Linked DNA regions of Homo sapiens: region 2 is linked to region 1. The links are chromatin contacts, found by Hi-C or POLR2A ChIA-PET in ENCODE. All regions are on one chromosome and are shown on one strand. Each heading gives the region's core, a stretch centred on a gene start or an enhancer-like site at or near the end of the contact. The rest is flanking DNA. Distances are from core to core; before and after follow the strand shown.

The links. A loop is a pair of places that touch in the nucleus more often than their neighbours do. ChIA-PET counts read pairs that join two places held with the same protein, here RNA polymerase II (POLR2A). Pooled maps may share reads with other maps.
Region 2: a loop to region 1 is called in a pooled map, with 2.5 times the contacts of the local background. The contact joins two enhancer-like sites. A Hi-C loop is called at or near these places in 3 of 50 pooled maps. POLR2A ChIA-PET finds 5 or more read pairs at or near these places in 2 of 52 experiments (A673 and activated CD4-positive, alpha-beta T cell).

What each region holds. Positions count from the first base shown.
Region 1 is chr5:159,177,452-159,180,900 of GRCh38, forward strand. The region is part of intron 4 of RNF145 (ring finger protein 145); the gene reads right to left. Among named protein-coding and RNA genes, the nearest start is that of RNF145, 30 kb to the right of the region's middle. Within about 2 kb of position 1,705, at least 12 of the 41 ENCODE cell types and tissues checked have a DNase peak (open chromatin) inside an H3K27ac peak, as active enhancers do.
Region 2 is chr5:159,771,367-159,775,045 of GRCh38, forward strand. No RefSeq gene overlaps it. Among named protein-coding and RNA genes, the nearest start is that of LINC01847, 98 kb to the right of the region's middle. RefSeq lists enhancers at 1,671-2,185, 2,107-2,236, 2,186-2,698, 2,347-2,436, 3,114-3,621 and a silencer at 1,887-1,936. Within about 2 kb of position 2,090, at least 20 of the 41 ENCODE cell types and tissues checked have a DNase peak (open chromatin) inside an H3K27ac peak, as active enhancers do.

The DNA.
Region 1 (3,449 bases), core at 455-2,954:
CAAAGAACAAAATGGGAAACTCTCAGTCTCTTATAATCCCACAACCCAAAGGTAGTCCTAAGAACACCCTGGGGTACACTGAATGTATGTGACATGATATTTGCATTTAGCCCTTTCCAAATATTCCATAATTATAAAATGCTTTGTATGAATAAGCTTTTACATTATGACATCCTTGTATAAACTACTTGGAACACATTTCCTAATATTCTCTTAGGCTAGGAATTACTGAATCAGAAAAAAACATTTTTAAAGACTTTGACACACTGTCAAGACTGCCCTCCAGCAACAATTTACCAGTGTATAATGTGGCTATTTTTCTATTAACTTGCCATAGTGAGTATAATTTAGAGATGGGAAGAACAGGGAATATTTCCCAAATTTTTTAAATTGGCATTTTGTTGGTTACTAACAGCACTGAACATTATCAATAAGTATATGAAAACATTTGCAATTATTTGGTGAAATGTTCACATTCTTTGCCCATTTTTCTGCTAGAATACGTATCCTACTGCCTGATCGAAATAGTAATCCTTAGTCACATGATTGCATTTTTCTAATATGTCCCTTGTCTTAATATTTTAAATAACTTTATTCTCTTATAAAAGTATGTATTGAAAATAGTCAAACCATTTTTTTTCTTAATAGTACCCACCTTTAGTGCCATGGCTTATTACATGGCTACCCCACTCAAGATTATACAAATAGCTGTATTTTCTTTTAGTAATTTTTAGCTAATTTTTAATTTTAACTTAAAAATTAATACATTTGATTTATTGTGGAATAAGAAAATAAAGATCGAAGTTTGTTTTTTGTACATGTTTAGCTGGTTATCTCAAAACTGGCTACTGGAATCATCCATTCCTTTCTCATTAATTTGAAATGCCACTGTAGTAAACTCCAAAATCTTTTACATATTTAGGTCTATATAAGAACTTGTTACTTTTTGTTTTCAGTGATCTATTCTAATGATGGTACCACCCTGCTCCATCATACTGATTGGACAAGTCCTCTCTCATTGCTCCTTTCAGAATTTCTTGGAGATTACTGAATGTTATTTTCCAGATTAATTTAGAATAATTAATCATATTCTCTCACTTCTTGTCAATGAAAACCAAAATGAAAATTTGGGACTTGTTTGTATTCTATCCATATACATGTTGAATATTCCTAATCCAAAAATCTAAAATCCAAAATGCCCTAAAATCTAACATTATGCTCCAAGAAAATGCTTATTGGAGTATTTTGGATTTCAGATTTTGGGATTAAGGATTTCCAAACAGTAATATAATGCAGATATTCCAAAATGTAAAAAAATCAGAAATCCAAAACACTTCTGGTGCCAAGCATTTTGAATAAGGAAAATTCAATTTGTGTTAGAAAAATACAAAAATGTCAACCATTTTTACATAAGACCAAACACTTACAACAATCTACTATGTCATAAACACATACGGTATTTTATCTCACAAAGCATTAATTTTGGCCTTTAAAAAACTGATACTAAAGTAATGTGAAAAATAATCATAAAGGCATAAAGAAAAGAAAAACTCCTAATTATATAGAAAACAAGAGGCCACCAAATGATCTGGCTTTCACTGTGTTTATAGCTATGAAATTTAAATGTCCTTGTTGAGCACAATGTAAACTTCCTCTAAGCTCTGAAAATTCCCTTAAGTCTATGCCAGCACATGTGGTGCTCAGTGCTGGGGTTACAGGCTCCCTTTATCTTCTTTCATAGAAGAATATGACTCATATGGCGTATTTAAGAGAAGACTACTCCTGCTGACGTAAAAGAAGGAAGGAGTCATATTGTTAGTGGAATTTCCCCTGAAGTTCCAAAAGAATAAGTTGTTTGTCTTCTGATTTGCCTATTTCAACTTTTAACTCTGCATAAACCAAAATCCCAATGTACTCTTTAGATTTCAGGATTCCACTATTAGAAATATCTCCAAGAGGTTGGCAACCCTAAGAAATCATGGCATATTAAAATTACCTAGTTTTTCAAAAAAGTTTGTTACTGAAATGAAGAAAAACACCAGAAAATTATTTTAAAATCTAAGTTGGAAGAAAACATGCTCCTTAATAGTTTATGGACTTTGGAAAGTTGAATCTTAGTTAAGTAAACAGAAGACCATGGCCACTGATAAGAAGAGTTTTAAGAAATATGCTTCATATTTATAATACAAGTATATGCATCATAAACTAAAACTTTACAAGCTTTCTAACTTGGCAAATATCTTCATTATTGAATGTTACCGTTAATAAATATGCCAACTCATAACGATAGTCATAAAGCAACATTATTTTTGTCCTCTGCTGTCTTTTAAAATCCACTCTGTAGAGATTAGTGGTTTTCCTGCCCCTAGATAAAATCCAAGGCAAGTCCCATAACTTTTCTACTCTAGCTTAGGTTACTGTCTCAATTTAATAATAACTGAAACTTTCAAACAGATTTAAAGTTGAGACTTATCCCTTACTCTAGAGTTCAGGCATTCTAGGGAAAGCATTAATTTTTACCTTTATGCTTTAAGATAGAAAACCTGCAAGTGGGAGAGAAGGTGGGGAGGTTGTGGCTGGCTTCTTTCTCTTTTTTGACCTAGCACTTCTCCCTCTCTCTCTGACTTACCAAGGATTGAAGTGGGTAGGGAAGAAGGAGAGGGAGGGAAGTAGGCAGGTTCCTACTTAACTGGACTCTTACAATGATGTGGTTGTTACTGGTGCTTCCTAGACTTGAGGTATCTAAAACTGATTTATTTTCCCCTGGACCCTTTTATGGGTTCTTCTGAAACCGTTCCTATCACTGTGGCTCTCTCACCTGCAGCAGTACCCTTGGTGCTTGGTATACACCCTCAACTGGCCATTTTTGGCTCTTTTCTCAGCTCCTGGGAATCTGGAAGGTCAATCCCTGTTGAGGTCTTCTCATCCATCTAAAAGGCCTTCTTGAACAGGACCCAAGAAAATCCTACACAGACTTTCGGGGCCACTGTCTAGTTCACAAGAAACTTACATCCTTTGCTCTACAATTTCCTGTATCAGAAGATACAGGAAAACCCTATAAGGCATTTTCATTCCACAGTCAAAACACTCAACAAGCAACTAGTCTATTGCTAGTCCTTTATATCAGATTAGAATTATAATGTAAGCCAAATATAATTTTAAATTTTCTATTAGTGTCATTTCAAAAAGTAAAAAGAAACAAGTGAAATCAACAATATATTTTATATAACCTAACATATCCTAAACATCATCATATAGACATTCAATCTATATTAAAAGTTAACAAGATGTATTAAAAGTTAACCTGGTTTGTACCAAGTCTTCAAAATTGAGTATGTGCTTTACACATACAGCACACCTTAATCTCAATTCACCACACTGCAAGTGCTAACCAGCCACATGTGGCTAGTTTTGGACAATGTAGTTTTAGATTTTGCAGGCTGAAAAGG
Region 2 (3,679 bases), core at 840-3,339, 590 kb after region 1:
TATGCAACCAAAAAACACATGAAAAAATGCTCACCATCACTGGCCATCAGAGAAATGCAAATCAAAACCACAATGAGATACCATCTCACACCAGTTAGAATGGCAATCATTAAAAAGTCAGGAAACAACAGGTGCTGGAGAGGATGTGGAGAAATAGGCACACTTTTACACTGTTGATGGGACTGTAAACTAGTTCAACCATTGTGGAAGTCAGTGTGGCAATTCCTCAGGGATCTAGAACTAGAAATACCATTTGACCCAGCCATCCCATTACTGGGTATATACCCAAAGGACTATAAATCATGCTGCTATAAAGACACATGCACACGTATGTTTATTGCGGCACCATTCACAATAGCAAAGACTTGGAACCAACCCAAATGTCCAACAATGATAGACTGGATTAAGAAAATGTGGCACATCTACACCATGGAATACTATGCAGCCATAAAAAATGATGAGTTCATGTCCTTTGTAGGGACATGGATGAAATTGGAAACCATCATTCTCAGTAAACTATCACAAGGACAAAAAACCAAACACTGCATGTTCTCACTCATAGGTGGGAATTGAACAATGAGAACACATGGACACAGGAAGGGGAACATCACATTCTGGGGACTGTTGTGGGGTGGGGGGAGGGGGGAGGGATAGCATTAGGAGATATACCTAATGCTAAATGACGAGTTAATGGGTGCAGCACACCAGCATGGCACATGTATACATATGTAACTAACCTGCACATTGTGCACATGTACCCTAAAAGTATAGTAATAATAAAATTAAAATAATAACAATAATAATAATAATAATAGGCACATCTCATTTTCTCCATACCCTATTCTTATTCTCTAATCTTGGTGGGTAATAAGTTTTTCAGACACTTCAGTCCTTGCAAATGGATGCAAGGCCTAATATACAGTACACATTTATCCCTAAATGGTGTCCCTATTTTTACAGAAAAGCAAGGCTCAGAGAGATGGCATAACTGATCCAACTGAACTCCTTTTAACATGCTAACCTCTACAGGTAACAAATGCCAGCCAGGACATTAGCAAGAAGCACTGGCTTCTAACCATTTTGGTCATTTAATAGCTATGTAAGCACTGGACTTTTCCAACTTCTGTGAGCCTCTGTTTCTTTCACCTGAAAATTGGGTATAATAATGGCACCTACCTCCCAGGGCTGGTGTAAGTCTCCAATGAGATATACATATGGAAAGCTAAGGACACTGCTTAGCAATAAATGCTCAATAAATATTAGCTGCTACTATTACTATTATTATCCTACTGTAATAGGGTTACTATCATTAGCCTACATTATTACTATTTTATATTACTCTAATTACTATTACTACAGTTCTTATCCTACTGTAATAGAATTCTATCGCTCCTATTTCTTTAATTCTGAGAGAGTCAGGTTGAGATGCTGCCCTAATTATCTGTGTGTTCCCAGTATCCAGCATAACAGATACTAATTTAAACGAGTGAGGGTGTGGGTGGATGGATGGATGGATGGATAGATGAATGGATGGATAGATGAACTGAGACAGGTAGAGAGATGGGATGTAAATAAATGTGTGCTATGGACAGGTGGATAGAGGGGACCTTAAGTAACTTAGTATGTCAAATGCCTGAATAGGAAGGCCGGTAGGTGGTTGGCAGAAGAGTGGACGGGTGGATGAATGATCGAACGGGTGGATGGGTGGGTGGGTGGATGGATGAAAGAGAGGGGTCTTAAGTGACTTAGTGTGAGAGCCTGAATGGCTAACGGTAGAGCAGGTGACTGAATGAGGGGTGGACGGACGCCCAGATGCCTGCTTCCTGGCTTTTCTCCCGCTCTGTCTTCACAGCCTGCCCTTCCTCGGCTCCAAGGCGCCCCCGAGGGGTGAGCTTCCTGGGCGCGCTCCGCAGCGCCCTCCGCCCCTAGCTCGCGGGGAGGGCGTCGCGCGGCTGTTCAGCGGGGCAGCGGCCTAGCGGCGCGGACCTGGGTCTCCTCCCTCGCACCGGGCCGAGCGCCGGGCTCGTCTGCATTGACGTCTGCGGCGGCGGCGGCGGCAGCAGCCGGGCTCTCGGGAGCCTGGGTGAATTATGATGCACATCCACCGCGGCTGCTAAAAAAAGGGCAGTGACTCACCACCGGCCGCGGAAACTTCCACGAGCGCCGGCCGCAAAAAGGCGGGGGCGCCAGGCCAAGGGCGGCTGCGCCCGGGGCGCGCGGCAGCAGCCAGGTGTGTCTCGAAAGCAAAACGGCGAGGACCGTGGCGCGGGGTCGGGCGGGAACCGGAGAGACCTGGGGCCTGCGCCTCGGCTGCTACCGGCCTGGGTTCCACAGCTTGGCGCTCAAAGCCAGCCCTTGCCCGGAAGAAAAAAAAAAAACAGATGTGATGTGGCAGGTGACAAAGGGGAGAGCAATAGCTCATACTCATCGCTCTACTACATGTGCTAAGGTCATAATTCACTTAACCCTCAAAACAGCCCTGAAGGCAGGTCACGTGATTATCCCTGCTTTACAATGGGGATACTAAGGCCAGAGAGAGAAAGGGGCTTGCCAGCGGTGGCAGAGCTCTCAGTATACCCAATAAAATAGTAATGTGGCAGCACTGTGGAATCCCTGCCGTGTGCCCAGGCCTGTGCTGGTGCTACAGAGATGGACAAGAGTGGTCCCGCTGCGAGGAGCTCACCGTATAGCACTCTTTCTGAGATATGTCCAGAAGCATTTACCTGGGGGGACTCAATTCCATCCCCTTCCACCCGACAAATATTTTCGAGCTCTGCTGTGTGCAGAGAACAATGGCAGAGGAGACAGAGGGTTACAAAGGTGACTAAGGCAGCCTTAATTTATTTTTTGTGCATTCACCAAGTAGTTAGTAAGCACCTACCATGTGCCAGGTGAGCGAGGTAACACTGACCTGTCCCAGCTCTCATGGAGCGCACGTTCTAGCAGGGAAGACGGGTAAACAAGGTGTGAGAAACGCTACATTAGGGGGCTGGAGGCACACGCAATACAGCGAAGGAGCACCCAGCCTAACCTAGGCAATCAAAGAAGGTTTCCAGGTGGCAGTAACTTTGAAGCCAAGGCTGGGAAGCTAATTGGAAGTTAAGCATATGGAGAGGAGGTTCGGGAAGAGAGTTTCACTCAGAGAGAACAGCATGTGCCTAACCCCAGAAGTGCCAGAGATCATGACGGGTTTGAAAAACTGAAAAGCATTCAGTATACCTGCAGCAATGGGGGCAAAGGAGGAAAAGTGGAAAACAGGAAGCTGGGAGCGGGTTCACCCCAGGCACCTGTTTGAGGGCTAGCGACTTAGCCAGAGGGCAAACGAGCTAACAGCTCAGACAATAGCCAGCTGCATTTACAAGGACAGAGGGAAATCAGTTCTATTGGTAACAAAGCCGGCAGAATGAATGCCCTACTGGTGGGAAAGGAAGATCAGGGAGAGCTTCCTGGTGAAGGAGGCATTCAGGCTGTCCCTGGTTGATAGAGTTTCTGCAGAAGAGGAAAGGAGAACAACTAGGAAGAGGCATGGATGCCATAGCGCCTCACCCAGGCCCTTCACGGATCCTCTTGAAAGGCCAGAGAGCCATTTGCAAGACTAGGGCTAATGCAGTAAGCTTCTTCTAGGGTCTGGGGTATGGGCGAAGTGGCCTTCAATGAGCTCCATGTGAAAAGGAGGCAC